Regions from separate parts of the Homo sapiens genome. Here region 1 is linked to region 2. Evidence: chromatin loops called from intact Hi-C (ENCODE). Cell type or tissue: ovary. All regions are shown on one strand. Links, peaks and the distances in the headings refer to the core of each region. The heading gives the core; the rest is flanking DNA. Region 1 has its middle 150 kb from the start of MIR4693. Region 2 overlaps CASP5 (caspase 5).

The links. A loop is a pair of places that touch in the nucleus more often than their neighbours do. Peaks named below come from ENCODE experiments on the same cell type or tissue, not always from the same donor. Only the 100,000 strongest peaks of a DNase experiment are listed, where the experiment ranks them.
Region 1: it touches region 2 in a loop (12-fold over the local background); 2 of 110 quality-filtered maps call a loop at or near these places.

The regions. Positions count from the first base shown.
Region 1 is chr11:103,693,926-103,702,275 of GRCh38, reverse strand. No RefSeq gene overlaps it. Among named protein-coding and RNA genes, the nearest start is that of MIR4693, 150 kb to the left of the region's middle. In ovary, for the core only: no CTCF peak of the experiment used is centred there; no DNase peak of the experiment used is centred there.
Region 2 is chr11:104,987,322-104,995,619 of GRCh38, reverse strand. CASP5 (caspase 5) reads left to right here. Exons shown (of 10, transcript NM_004347.5): 10 at 1,273-1,377. Among named protein-coding and RNA genes, the nearest start is that of CASP4, 23 kb to the right of the region's middle. In ovary, for the core only: no CTCF peak of the experiment used is centred there; no DNase peak of the experiment used is centred there.

The DNA of each region.
Region 1 (8,350 bases), core at 20-8,019, 1.3 Mb after region 2:
GAGTACATGAATGTAAAAGTAGGTTTTCCTTAACTCACAAAGTCTGTAGGTTTTTCTACTTATAATATTTTACCTATAGGAAAATTAATTTTTTCTTTCAATTTTAGGGTAAACATTTCATTCAGTTCTTTTCTTGGGGAGGAGGCATCAGTGGGAGCATATTCCTTTCAATTTTGTATAGGTAATCATCACAGGAATAATTTATGTGCTGCATAATATACAGTTTAATCAAAAATATGTATTCTGTAGATACTTTCTTTAAGACAGGTCCTATGTTACATGTGAATCATTAGCCTAAGTGGCTAGTTGTTATTTACTTTTAGCTCAGACCACAAGAAAAAAATCTACATCTTTCTATTTTGAAAACACATGTTTAATCAAGACCATCACCTAAACTATGATTTTTTAAAACTAAAGGTGAGATTACATTCAAACAAATTTGTAAACATTTTATGTAAGTATGCACTCAGCTTTAACGTTTACCATCTTCTGAGCAGCCACCTAGATCTCTCAGCATACAGGTGATGAAATTTTGTGTAATGGATAGACGTACACACACACACACACACACACACACACACACACACACACACATTCAGGTTTCTGCTTCCAAACCTTTTTTCTCTACTTCTAATACTCTACATTCTTCTTGGTTACATCTATGGCATTTCGTTGTTGACATACAATTGCTACGATTTCCCTCAATGCATTCATTCATTCTTCACCCAACTCTGCTTCCAGGAGGTGGCATGGCTGGACCAGGTACTCAGGTTAATACTAAATAAATGTTCTGCTGATCCTCGCAGACTTAATTTTTATCATCATTTGCCACAGTTCTGAGAAGGCTAGCCAAGAACTTGGCCTGATGTGTAAATGTGCAATCTCAACGATTTACAACATCAAATAATAAACCTCAATCTTTTCACTGGGAAATCAGTGTCTCCTACCCTTGTCTGCATGGTAGCTATGTGAACGTGCAATTGCAAAGACATTTGGGGGAAAAAAAATCATGGAAACATTTGCATCCCTTCAGTCAGAGCCATTTCTGCAGTTCTTACTGGAACATTCCTAAGGGTGAGCTTGCTGAATTTTGACAACAAGAAAATGTCAGCCAGAGAATGATATTTAACTCATTTGCACTGTAGTTTGCAGTGCACAAGGTGCCAATTAAAAAGCCAGAGGAGAGGCAGAAGAGCCTGTCTCTCAGCTTGGCTGGAGTAAGATATGATATTAATTATTAAAGGGACTCAAAATTAACAACAGCTAAGACAGAAGAAGTGCTACTTTCAAGTACAACAGGAGCTGAAATGCTGCACTGAGAATTGAGTTAAGCTGAAATGGTTTCTAGCTGCAACAAAAGGGAGTTAGAAAGCTGTCAAGAAATGTTCCCCAGCAGGGTTATTAAATGCCTAAATGATTACTGATGGAGGTTGTGAAATCTTGTTTTCTGGAGGTTTAAGAAACAAAAAGAATAGCCAAGTATTTTATAAGGCATTTACTGTGTGTGACAGTCCTGCATTAGACACTGTGATTCAGCCATGAACTAGAAGGCAAAGTTCTGGCCAACAGAAAGCTCACATTCCAGGACTGCAGTCTTTCCTTAGTCACAGAGGCGTCCATGTCCTCAGTCTGCCCACTATGCACCTATTAACTCATCAGATCTGCATCTCTAGATTCATCTCCTCTATGCCAGGTATTATACCAGTCAACACTTTATGTATTTCATCCTCATGACAACTCCACATGGTAAGAATTATTTTATTCATTTTACCAATTAAAAACTGAAACTAAATTAGATATGCAATTTAATTAAGATTACAAAGCCATGTGGGGTAGATTTGAGATTAGGTTTTTTAATTGCAAGACTAATACACTGTTTTTCCATCTCACCCTGCTACCTCTATTCTGTCTCCTCACCACTGGGGCTACCCAAGGCTTGGACATGCTATGTGTTATTCCCTCCTGCATCTATCATCTCATAAGGCAGGAGTATTTTTAGCAATGCTTCTTGGTATCATGAATGTTTAACTGGAGCCCAGATAGTGCCCAGATCTTTGTGCTTTCACCATTTAGTGATTCTAGTGGGAGGAAGTTCAACGGAGGTAAGCTGGTATGAAAGAGATCTGAAGGTGGCAGAACCTGTCACATCTCTCAAATTACATAGCATAGGGTGGGGTGGGGCGGGGGTAACTTCTGTGACTGTGGCCTAGCTCTGTATTATTGGAAGTGGTGAGAGAGAGATTAATTTAGGCCCTCTCCAAAAGACAAAGAAAAATATCCAAAAGTACATTTGTAAAATGGTTACTTGGAACTCAGAATGAGTATTTACAAAGAAGTTAAGCTAGTGGGATGATATCAATAAAAATGGCAGAGTGAAAAACTGGGTACCATAGCACATACCTGTAGTCCCAGCTACTCAGGAGCACAAGCAGTTCAAAGCCAGCCTGGGCAACGTAAGGAGACTCTGTCTCCAAAAAAAGAAGGAAGGAAGGAAGGAAGGAAGGAAGGAAGGAAGGAAGGAAGGAAGGAAGGAAGGAAGGGAGGGAAGGAGGGAAGGGAGGGAAGGAGGGAAGGAGGGAAGGAGGGAGGGAAGGAGGGAGGGAGGGAGGGAAAGAAGGAGGGAAAGGCCGAGTGAGGTCCTCTGAAACTTTTCTCCTCCATAAAAGCAATGGAAAAACATGACAAAAATTCTAAGAATCTACACTGGAAATTAACAAAAGGCTTTCTGCAAGCCAGAGAGATTTCATTGAAAAAATAGAGCAGAATACTAATAAGAACAGCATGCTTTGTGGCATTTAAACTCAACATATTTCCACCTTTCCCTCTCAGCTCCATGGGAGCTTAAAAGCCAACATCCTACAATCATGATGAAAACCGGCAGCCTGGCAGTCAGTGGAGAGGGCAGAATGAGGTTGGAGCACCTTCAAAGCCTCATTCGTGAGAATTTTCATTATGCGACCTGCTGGTGGATTCTGGAATACCAATTATTTAGCTGGACTCAGACATCTGCTGTACAACATTGTGTTTATGGTTAACAATGTATATTGTACACTTAAAAATTTGTTAAGAGAGTAGATCTCATGTTATGTGTTTTTTACCACAACAAAAAAGCACTCAGATTAGAAAGGAAGAAGCAAAGCTATCTGTATTTGCCATAATCTTATTTGTAGAAAATCTTAATGAATCCACAAAAAAATTAGGAAAGCTGGTAATCAAGTTCAGCAAAGTTGCAGGATACAGGGATTTCTGTACAATAGCAATGATCATTCTGAAAATGAAATATCAAGAAAATCTACTTACAGTAGCATCGAAAATAATAAATGCATCAAAAGAAGTAGAAGAGTGATTAAACTATGAATGATTAAAGACTACTTAAATAAATGTAAGTGTATCTCCTGCTCATAGATTAGAAGATAATATTGTTAAGATGACAATAGTCCCCAAATCAATGTACAGATTCAAATTCAATGTAATATTTATTAAAATCCCAGATGACTTCTTTGCAGAAATTTACAAGCTGACTCTAAAGTTCATATGAAAGTGCAAGTGACATAAGATAGCCAAAAATCTTGAAAAAGAACAAAGTTGGATAGCCCACACTTCCCAATTTCAAAACTGGCTACAAAACAATAATAATCAAGACTGTGTGGTACTGGTATAAGGATAGACATATAGACTAATGGAATATAATTGAAAGTCTAGAAATTAAGCAATAAATGTGGAAGCAATTAATTTTCAAAAATAGTGCCAAGACAATTCAATGGGTAAAGAATAGTTTTTTCAGTAAGTGGTGTTGTGAAAAATGGACAGCTCCATGCAAAAGAATGAACTTGGACCCTAACTCTCACCATATACAAAAATTAACTCAAAATGAATCAAAGATCTAAATGTAACAGCGACAACTATACAACTCCTAGAAGAAAATGTCGGTATAAATATTTATATTAGGCAATGGTTTCTTAGATATGACACCTAAAGCACAAGAAACCAAAGAAAAATAATAGATAAGTTGGACTTCATCAAAATTAAAGACTGTTGTGCTACAAAACATACTCTCAGGAAAGTAAAAAGACAACCCTCTAGAGTGGAAGAAAATATTTACGAATCATTTATCTGATACGAATATGATATCCAGAATATAGAAACAACTCTTAGAACTCAACAATTGGAACACAAATAATTCAATAATAAAGGTGAACAAAGAACTTAAATAGATATTTCTACAAAAAAATGTTCAAATGGCCAATAAGCACATGAAAAGATGCTCAAGATAATTATTAAGGAAATGCAAATCAAAACCATCTAGAGATACAACTTTATAGCCCATTGTTTGCAATAACAAAAAAAACTGGGAGCCACTTAGTCATTCATCGTCATGGACTCTGTTAGACACAATCATATAATGAAAAAATATAGTCATTAAAACGTGAGCTAGAACTGTATGTCCTGATATGGGAAAGCCTTCAAGATATGTAGTCTGTTTTCACACTGCTATAAAGAACTGCCCAAGACTCGGTAATCTATAAAGAAAAGAGATTTAATTGACTCACAGTTCCACGTGGCTAGAAAGGCCTCAGGAAACTTACGATCATGGCAGAAGGGGAAGCAGGCACATCTTACATGGCGGCAGGTGAGAGAGAGCAAAGGGAGAAAAGTCCCTTATAAAACCATCAGAGCTCATGAGAACTCACTCACTATCACACGAACAGCATGGGGGTAACCACCCCCAAGATCCAATCACCTCCCACCAGGTCTCTTCCTCGACATGTGGGGATTATGGGGATTAAAATTTAGGATGAGATTTGGGTGGGGACACAGAGCCAAACCATATCACCCACGAAGATGGCTACAATCAAAAAGATAGACAATAATAAGTATTGGTGAGGATTAAAGAAATTAAAACCCTTGTGCATTTTGGGGGGAATGTAAAGTGATACAGCCATTTTGGAAAAACAGTTTGGCAGTTCTGCAAAATGTTAAACATAGAGATACCATGTGACCCAGGAATTCCACTCTTAGGTATATATCCAATGAGAACTGAAACCTATGTTCATGCAAAAATTTGTACATAAATTATCATAACAAAATTGTTAATAGTCATAAAGTGTAAACAATCTCAATGTCCATCAACTGATTAATAGTTAAACAAATTGTAGTATATCCAAACAAAGAATGTTATTCAGCCATAAAAAGAAAATACTAATTCATGGCTACATCATGGATAAATCTTAAAAACATGTTCAGTGAAAGAACTGAGACACAAAAGCTCACATATTGTATAATTCCATTTATGTGACATGTTCAGAATAAGCAAATCTATACAGGCAGAAAGTGGATTAGTGGTAGCCAGGGACTAGATTGAGGGAGGGGAGAATGGAGAGTGACTGCTAATAAGTATGATGTTTCTTTCTAGTGTTATGAAAATATTCTACAATTAGATTGTGGTAATGGTTGCACAACATGAATATACTAAAAGCCACAGAATTATATACTTTTAAAGGGTCAATTTTGTGTTATATGAATTTTATCTCAAAAATAAAGGTTTCATAATTTATCTATCAGATTAGCACAAAAATTAAAATTTGAGAATGCCCAGTATTCACAAGTTTAAAGGGAAATGAGCCCCTTCATACACTGTGTCTGGTAAGGTAAACAGATTCAACTCCTTTGAAACACAATTAGGCAACATTTATCAATGTTTTGCCTGTACACTGACTCCACAATTCTGCTAAAAATTTAGCCAGTAGATGTACTGGTATAGTATGCCAAAATTATGTTCAAAAAAGATTCACTGAAACCATTTTTGCAATTACAAAAAAACTGGTAACCACTTAGACATTCATTAGCATTGGCTCTGTTAAATACAACCATATAATGAAAAATTATAGTCATTAAGACATGAGCTAGAACTGTATGTGCTGATATGGGAAAGGCTTTAAGATATGTTATGTTGAGAAAAACCAGTGTGTGCAGCACTCTGTGAAATAAGCCAGGCACAGAAAGATAAATACCACATGATCTCACTCATATGTGGAATCTAAAGAAGTTGATCTCATTAAAGCAGATAGTATAATAGTTGTCACTGAAGCTGGGGAGGGGAGGGAGGAGGGGAGAATAGGGAGAGATTGATCAATAGGTACAAAGTTACAGTTAGATAGCAGGAATAAATTCTGATGTTCCCTTGAACAGTAGGGTGACTATTGTTAACAATATTGCATTGTATGTTTCAAAATACATAAAAGAGAGGATTTTGAATGTTCTCACCACAAAGGAAAGACAAATGTATGAGGTGATGAATATGCTAAATAACCTGACTTGATTTTTTACAGAATGTATCAAAATACCACACTGTACCTCATAAATAAGCATAATATTGTGTGTCAATTAAAAACAAAATTTTCAAAATGAAATGCACTTTTGAGTAAACATATTTAGTAGTATGCCTTGGTAATAAGTAGTTATTATTCATTAGTAGATAATTACATAACTGGAATTCTCAATTTAAATTTGTGATTAGAAAAATATAGATTAAAAAATAGAAGTTAAGTGATTATTAGGTTACCAGCTTAGCCCACACACATTGACTTTACCCATTATTAGGGGGGCAATTGTACAACACTTACTCTGGAATCAGACTTGGGTTAGAATTCCCATTCTATAATTTAGTTGCTGTGTGAATTTGGGCAAATGGCCTACCTTGTCTGAGCATTCATTTCTTCAGCTAAACATGGGGCTAAGATTTTACGATAGAGTCATTACGAAGACAACAGATAAGCTATATATACAAAAGCACTAGAAGTCTTTAATAAATGGTCATGAATAACGTTCTTATAATGTAAGCAAAATAGTTCTTATAACAACTCAAATCCACAGATCACTTTAAAATTCTTGTATTGTAGATGGGTTAGATGTTTTTAATCTGAGGAGCCCTAATGCTTGGAGCTAAGTCAACATCTCCCTAGAATGTCTCACATTTCTGAATCTTCAGCTCCAGCACCCTGAAATTCTGAATCCATCTGTGCACTGAGCTACTCAAATGTTGGGCTCTTCCAAGCCCTTGAACATCAAGGAAATTTGGCAGTTATCAGCAAGAGGGCAGCCCTTACAACATCATGGAGCTGGGTTTCCAGGCTCAGGGAGATGAGGAGGCCCATAGGCAACGTCAACAGCAGAAGGCTCCACTGGCAGAGAGTCTGCACCCACATGGCAGGCTGTGGCAGCCGGAGGGATGCATGGAAATGTCTGCCAATGTGCTTTGACCATTTGAGGCAAGTGTCCTTACATCATAGCCCATCTGGACAATGAGAAGAGCTACATTTAAGGGTTAGAACAAATAGGTATTACGTCTTGCACTTTGCCTTTTGTATTGCTTATTTGTTTAATCTGTTTTGTACTTTTTCTGTGAAATGGCAGAGTGACAAGTGATCTGGAACCCAAGAAAGCAGGGTAAAATTGCAGGTTCCCCACTTTCTAGCAAAGCAGGTTTGAGCAAATCAACTAACCCATCTGAGCTTCTCTGTCTTCATTTGATGATAATCACATAAAGAGGCTTGTATTATACCTTGGATATAAAAAGTGCTCAATCCATTGTTATTTCTTTTCCTCTTCCCCTCCCATTTCTACTTAGTTCCCCTTTCCTTTCCTTATGATATAGTTTGCAATTTTGGCTTTGGTTAAAGATGCTCTTTCTTCTCTGTGCCTGAAACCTAATGGTGCAAGCTAGATCTGTGGATATGACAGACGTTTGCCCAATGTGGTTGTTCCAGATCTCTCTGGGAAGCAATAGTCTCATGCAAAGATCTCAAATACTAGAAAACTTTCAATGTGCTTAAATAATGTCAATTCAATTTTAATTTTTACAATGTGACATCTGAAAGCTAGAAATGAGGGAACCAGGAAGATGTAAGGACTTTCATAGGCAGTCTCCATATGAAAGTGTTGGGATTACAGCTAGGAGAGTCTGCCCCTTCCCCCTTCATCAACACTGCAGTTTATGGTGTGCTCTGCAGTATGGGCATGGCTGGATCTCCCTGAAATGAGAGGGAACTTGAGAGTAAATATTCATTAGCCAGTTGATTTCACTGAATAAGAACAAAAATCCACACACACAGCCCATACTTCATTCTCTACTTGTTCTCAACATGCATAAAATGATAAGAAGAGATTTCCTTACTAGGATTGCCTTGTAGGAATTAAATTCATTTAAAGCAAAATGAAAGAAGCCTTAGAATTAGAAAACCCCAAGCCTGTTTCTTTTGGAAATTGCTATCTTTATTTTTATTGTTTATTCATTCACTCCCTGGTCTCATCATACCTTTATTGCATGAATTTTAAAATTTTCTTTCCAAAA
Region 2 (8,298 bases), core at 1-8,000:
TCTGGTGAGTATTTATTTGCTCTTTTTTATTCTACTTATATGCATTTAGTTTCCCTCAACTATATAATCAATCAAAGGGTAAGGAAAATTGCAGCAAAATGTAATACACAATGAAAGTCCTAGGTTAGTAATTATTAAAATAATAATGTACAAATATTACCATTATTAATTATGTTCATTTATCTCTCATACACTCCCTCTCTTTGTCTCTCTCTCTGTTTCTCTCCCACCTGCCACACTTAGTTACCAAACAGTGCATCAGACCTTGAACAAAACAGAGTAAACACAGGAGCTATCTATGGGGAAAGCAGGGCTTTGGTCCTCTGAGTGCACATATCACATTACTGTTGTTGACTTTCTCCTTAGTTCAGCTAAAGATGGGGTCCTTGTCACACGACCATGAGAAATTAGACTCACAGACAATCTGAAAGGTGAGGAGGGCAGGGTTTATTGTGTGAAAAGGAAAAAAATGGGAAACAGACCCTTCACAGAGCCAGAGTCCTGCTAATGCCCTTCCTGCCTCGCAGATTGAATACCAGGTACCACCCAGGAAGAGGAGGGGCCAGGCTTCTCCCTGCTGCAAATGGCATGAACTTCCCAAGGCTCCACCCCAGTGTGCATTCTTCCCAGTGCACAGTCTGGTGGGAGGTTCTGCCAGGGAGCCCTTTTTACTTGGCTGTCTCATTACTGACATTCAGCCACAGTTATGGGACTGTAGAAAATACATGCTCAACTATAGGTACTTTATTCAGGAAAACCTGCCTTGAAATAATGAAATTGGAATAAAGAATGCACAGAGTTGGAGAGTGAATCATGTGGTTCTTATGCAGGAGAGGTGTTCCAGCACAGAATACAAGTGCAAATGCCCTGGGGCAGAAATATGCTGAACAGGTTTAAAAAGAACTACAATGAGATAGTGTGACCAAAAGAGAATGCAAGTGAGGGAACTGACAGAGACAAATTAGGAGAAACAGTGAGGAGCCTCATCACAATGTGCTTGAACATCACATGGTAAATCTTTAAAAAAATATTATCTGAGTAGATAGGAAACCCTTCCAGTGCTTTGGAAAAGAGAAGTGACATAATTTAACTTAGGTTTTACAAAGATATTCCTGAGTACTTTTCACTAAATAGACACAGAGGTCACAGATGGAAGTCGAGGGAAATGGCAAAAGCATATGGCAGAAGATGGAAGAAGAATCATAATGAAGGATGGGATGAAGGCAGTGAGGGGTAACCATCTTGACCTTCTGTCCTTTCTCTCTTCTGCAGGAAACCACAGGCAGCCCAGCCCTCCTCTGTCAACATCAAAGAGCACATTTACCAGTATAGCTTGCATAGTCAATATTTGGTATTTCAATAAAAGTAAAGACTGTATCTTTTTAGATTGTATGAACTGTATCTTTTTAGATTCTCTAATAGACAATATAATTTCAATGAAAATGGTGGACGAGTGAAAATGAAGTGGAAGAAACTAACTAGATTTTCGAGTTTTATGGCTCATGTAACATCTATACTTGGCTGATGAAGACGACTGGCTGTGACTTACCGCCAACAATAGAATGAAAGAAGATGGTGTTAAAAGTATAAGATACCACCTCATACCCATTAGAATGACTCCCATCAAAACATACAAACAAACACAAAATAACAGGTGTTTGCAGGGATGTAGAATAATCGGAACCCTGTGCTCTGTTGGTGACAATGTCAAATGGCACCACTGTGGAAAACAGTATGGAAGTTCCTCACAAAATTAAAGCTAGAATTATCATAGGATCCAGAAACTCCACCTTTGGGTACATCCCTAAAATAATTGAAAGCAGGGTCTCAAAGATACACTTATACACCCATATTCATGGCAACGTTGTTCATGATATCTAAAATGTGGAAGCAACGAAAGTATCCATGGACTGAAAAATGGATAAGTAAAATATTGTATATAGATATAATAAAATATAATTTAGCATAGAAAGGAGGGAAGTTCTGACATATGCTAAAATATAGAGGAACTTTGAGGACATTATGCCAGGTAAAATAAGCCATTCACACACACAAAAATACAATATGATCACACTTATATGAGGTACCTAGATTATCAGATTCACAGAGACAGAAAGTAGAATGGTGATTGCCAGGTGCTAGGGCAGGAGAAAATGAAGTGTCATTTAATGGTTATAAAGTTTCAGATTTACAAGATAGAAAGAATTCTGGAGGTAGATGGGTGATTGTTGTGCAAAATTATGAATGTATTTTAATACTATTTGGCTGTACACTTAAAATTGTTAAGCTTGTAATTTTGTTATGGCATTTTACTACGATAAAAATTGCAAAAATATAATGATATAATTGAAAGTGAGAAGGTATGAGGGCAACATTAATCAACTTACATAGAGAAAATTTAACTACTGAGCAACATTGATGAAAGAAGAAATTAGGATTAAATATATTATTTATTGTTCCACAATTAATCAATAAAAAGTATGAACATCATGACATCATCAAATATTAGGTAGAATAGACCAGATATGTGGCTATGTAAGTGAGCTGCATCTCATTTTTCATATCAGGTAGTCAATGGCATTGTTTATGTTCTATATTTCGGGAAACACAGAGGTATAATAGTCATTATTGAGAATTCCAAATGTTACTGCCAAACAAAACAAAACAAAAATAATTGAAGGAAATTACCTCTAGTATGTGGGACTAAAGGTGGGGAGAGTTGTACTGGGAAATATGATTTTTATTGTATTCTTTTCTGTACTATGGACTGTCTCATGAATGTATTACTTTGACAAAATATTTAAAATTATATTGAATTGACACTTTTAATAATTTATAGATTTCTAAAAATCAGGTAGTATTGAATTTTAATGTGTTGAATTTTTAAAGGGTTTGTCCTATGTTGTGAAGCAAAGATTAAACAAATGGAGCAAATTGTTGATAATATATGATACTGGTGCTATAAGGAAAAAAGGTATAGGTAAATATGTGTCTGCCAGTTATTTATTTATGGGTATCAAAACACCCAAAACCTCAGTAGTTTAACACAATAAGCATTTGCTATTGTTCACAAGGTTACCAGTTAGCTAGGTAGGTCTTGACTCTGCTGAGATTATCCATGTGTCTGAGATCACCTCTGCATGGGGTAGGCATCTTTACTGAAAGGCTGGGATCTCTCATATGTTTGGAAAGCACATGGCTGGTCTAGAATGACCTTGGCTGGCTGGGGCAGCTGGGCTCTTTTCCACATGATGTGTCTTATTAGCCAGCAATGTGGCTCAGGCTCGTCCTCATTTAGGTTCAGGTGTCCACGAGGAAGAAGAGCACCAGGCTTCATAAAGCCTGAGCTGGGAATTGCACGAGATCCTTCTACTGCATTATGTTGGCCAAAACCAAGTCATAAGACTGTTACAGGGTTGAAGCAAAGGTCAAGGATACTAGGAAGCCAATGATTAAGGAAATCAATAAAATCGGTAATATATTAAGTGTTTTACAAAAGCATAGAAAAAATTCAGAAAGATGCAAGCTAAACATATAATTGGGGTTACCTTGTGTCAAATTAAAGAGTGTGGATAATCCTTTTCCACTTTACAAACTTTTCTATTGTTTAATTTTAGTGGCAAACCTATATTTATTATTAAAAAATGATTTAAGTATCAGTCTTTTGTATATTTAACAAACAAAAAAACCCAAGTGAGTGTGATAGATAAACAATACCCCAATTGACACATGAACAGAATTGGAGAGAGAAGAAAAGAGATCACTTATGCGACTTTTTGAAATAGTGAAGGGAGTATCACTGGCAGCCTTAAGTCAGCCTCTGTCCCCTCACCTTCCAAATTTATACTTCCAGGGTTGTGCAGGCAACAGTGGAGTGAGAACTCCCAGCAATTTAGAGACTAGTGGTGGTACAATGAAAAATAGGAGTTTAATTTGAGTTATTAACGGTGTTAAAAATTGACAGGAAAACAGAACACAGAGACTTATGTTTGCATGTAAGTGTGCATGCTTTTATTATGATAAATTTGTTATATCAAAAAGAGAATTTTATAAGGGGGAGGAAAAATCACGCACCAAAATTGAGAGTGCAAAACGATAAGACAAATTTGGGAATTAAAAAAATTGTATGGTTGCAATGTAAAAGTTGAAGTATGGTTTGAAAAGATTAGATGTACTGATGAAATATATAGGAGTAATTATTTGTCCTGGGGACAGTGTAAATTATTTTAGAATATTATTAAACAGGGGCGTTATTTATAGTCAGATTTATAATTAAGAAAGATGGCTTGCAGAATGGACAGCAGGTTGAATGGCATACAGGAAGCCAAAATTGCCTGTGTTACAATTCTTTGCCAAGACTCTTAAAACTAAGGTTGGATAGAATTAGAATTCGTAACTAGGAATCAAAGTAAAAATGAATTGGGTTCAAATAATATGAGTTCTTTTTCTGTTAGTCTTTCATTTCCAAACGACTTCTCTTTCCCTCCATTCATATATGTAGCTATCTTCCATTGGAGATAATAATAATCAGTAATGTCACCCAAAGAGAAAAGAAGAATTTGACTTAAAAGGGGAAAATTAGACTTAAAATATATTAAAAAAATACTCTCTTATCTGCCTTGAAGGGCAGGCATTTTCTGAAATAAAGACAAGAATTTAGTGAAACTATTTTCCTTTACCCAGAAGGATCCACCCCGTTCCTTTTTTCCCTAACATCCAGTGAAAGAAGTAAATAGTGTTGACATATACTCACATTAGCAAGTATTTACACATATTTTGAAAGTTTTAATTTTAAAGACATGGTCCCTGTAATCTTTTGCCTTGTAATCTTTTGATCCATAATCCCACCATCATTTTTAGTTGGAGAATATGTATAACAACAGAGAAAAGTATGAGATGCTTTTTAACTTTTAATTTTGGTGTTATCACAAATAATGAATGCACTTATGAGATACATGGGATATATTGATACAGACATTCAATGTATAATAATCACATCATGAAAAAATAGAATATTTATACCCTCAAGCATTTATCCTTTGTGTTATAATCAAATTATCCCCTTTTAGTTATTTTTTAATGCGCAATTAAATTATTTTGACTATAGTCACCTGGGGTGCTGTCAATTACTAGGTCTTATTCATTCATTCTAATAAATTTTGTACCTATTAACCATTCCCACCTCCTCCTGCAACCCTCCACTACCCTTCCAGCTTCTGGTAATCAACTTTCTACTCTCTATACTCATAAGTTCAATTGTTTTTATTTTTAGATTCCACAAATACATGAAAACATGTGATGTTTGTCTTTCTGTGGCTGGCTTGTTTTGCTTAATGCAATGATCTCCCATTCCATCCATGTTGTTGCAAATGACAGAATCTCAGTCTTTCTTATGGCTGAATAGTACTGCATTGTGTATATGTACCATATTTTTTTTATCCATTCATCTGTTGATGGACACTTAGACTGCTTCCAAATCTTAGCTGATGTAAACAGTGCTGCAAAAAAATATGGGAGTGCAGATGTCTCTTCAATATACTGATTTTCTTTCTTCTGGCTACATACCCCGAAGTGGAATTGCTGGATTATATGGTAGCTTTATCTTTAGTTTTTTTTGAGAAGGCTCCAAACTCTTCTTCATAGTGGTTGTACTAATTTACATTCCCAACAGTGTATGAATGTTTCCTTTTCTCTGCATCCTCACCAGCACTGTTTATTGCCTATCATTTGGATAAAAGTCATTTTAACTGGGGTGAGATGATGTATCATTGGAGTTTTGATTTGCATTTCTCTGATCATCAATGGTGCTGAATATCTTTTCATAAGCCTGTTTGTTGTTTTTATGTTTTCTTTTGAGAAATATCTATCCAAATCTTCTACCCATTTTTATTTTTTTCTTTTACCCATTTTTAAATCAGATCATTAGATTTTTTTCTTATAGAGTTGTTTCAGCTCCTTATAAATTTTGGTTATTAATCCCTTTTCATTTGGAGAGTTTGCAAATATTTTCTCCCATGCTGTTGGTTGTCTTTCACCTTGATTATTTTCTTTATTCCACAGATGCTTTTTAACATGATATGATTCTATTTGTCCATTTTTGCTTTTGTTTCTTGTGCTTGTGGGGTATTACTCAAAAAATTTTTGCCCACACCAATGTTCTAATAGTTTCCCTAATGTTTTATTTTAGTAGTTTCATAATTTGAGGTCTTAGATTTAAATCTTTCATCAGTTTTGATTTTGTTTTTGTATGTGGCAAGAGATAAGGTTATAGTTTCATTCTTCTGCAAATGGATATCCTGTTTTCCCAGCACCATTTATTGAAAAGGCTATCTTTTCCCCAGGGTATATTCTTGACACCTTTGTCAAAAACGAGCTCACTGTAGGTGTGTAAATTTGTTTCTGTGTTCTCTATTTTGTTCCATTGGTCTATGCATCTGTTTTTATGCCAGTACCATGCTGTTTTAATTATTATAGTTCTGTAGTATAATTTGGAATTATGTAATGTGATTCCTCTAGTTTTGTTCCTTTTGCTCAGGATAGCTTTGGCTATTCTGGGTCTTTTGCAGTTCAATATAAATTTTAGACTCATTTCACCTATTTCTGTAAAGAATGTTGTTGGGCATTCTTTTTATTGGACAGAGATGGCATTTGGACAGAGATGGCATTCAGTCTGTAGGTTGCTTTGGGTAGTTTGTACATTTTAACAATATTAGATCTTTCCATTCATGAGCATGGAATATCATTTTATTTTTGCGTCCTCTTCAATTTCTTTCATCAGTGTATTATAGTTTTCATTGTAGAGGTCTTTCCCTTGTTTGGTGAAGTTAAATCCTAGGCATTTATTTAAGGCTGCTATAAATGGGATTACTTTTTAAATTTCTTTTTTGAATTGTTTAGTGTTGGCATGTAGAAATGCTACAGATTTTTGTATATTGATTTTATCTCCTGTAACTTTATCAAATTTGTTTATCTGTTCTAATAGTTTTCTGGTGGAGTCTTTACGATTTCCAAATAAGAAGAAAATATGATCTGCAAACAAAGATAATTTGACTTCTTTCTTTTTAATTTAAATGTCTTTTATTACTCCTGCCATTTTGTTATTTGTTGTCTGCTTGTTTTATGATCTTATCTTCCTTTTTTCCTTTTCTTCTGTCTTGCTTTTAGCAAAGGTGATTTTCTCTTGTAGTATGATTCAATTTTTTGCTTTTTACTTTTTGAGTATCCATTGTATGGATGCCATGAGGTCTGCAAATACTATCTTATAACTCATTATTTTAAACTGATAACAGCTAAATACTGATTGCATAAACAAACAACCATGGAAAAAGAAAACTAATAAAAACTGTATACTTTAGTTGCATCATCTCAATTTTTAACTTTTTGTTGTTTCTCTTGATGTCTTCATGTACTGTCTGCATCTTGAAAAGTAGTCGTAGTTATTATTTTTGATTGGTTTAGTCTTTCTAATTAAGAGATGTTTACACATCACAATTACAGCGTTATAATATTCTGTGTTTTTCTGTGCTCTTACTATTACCAGTGAGTTTTGTATCTTCAAATGATTCTTTCTTGCTCATTTAAGTCCTTTTTTTCAGATTGAAGAACTTGGTTTAGCATTTCTTGTAGAACATGTCTGGCATTGATAAAAGCCCTCATCTTTTTTTTGTTTGTCTGGGAAAGTTTTTATTCATCTTTTTTGCTTGAAGGACATTTTCACTGGATGTGCTTTTTTAGGGTCAAAGTTTTTTCCTTTGGCATTTTAATTATGTCACGCCACTCTCTTCTGGCCTGTAAGGTTTCCACTGAAAAGTCTGCTGCTAGATATATTGGAGTATATTATTTGTTTCTTTCTCTTGCTGCTTTTAGAAATCTGTCTTTATCTTTGACCTTCGGAAGTTTGATTATCAAATGTCTTGAGGTAGTCTTCTTTGGGTTAAATCTGCTTGGTGTTCTATAACTTTCTTGTACTTGAAGGTTGATATTTTTCTTTAGGCTTGGGAAGTTTTCTGATATTACTCCTTTGAAATAAACTTTCTATCCCTATCTCTTTCTCTACTTCATCTTTAATGCCAATAACTTTTAGATTTATCCCTTTGAGCCTCTTTTCTAGATCTTGTAGTCATGCTTTATTGTTTTTTTTCCTTCCTACATTTCCTGTGGCTGTATACTTCCAAATAAACTGTCTTCAAGCTCATTAATTCTTTATTCTGCTTGATCAATTCTACTATTAAGGGACTCTGACGCATTCTTTAGTATATCAATTATATTGTTCAATTCCAGAGTTTCTGCTTGATTCAT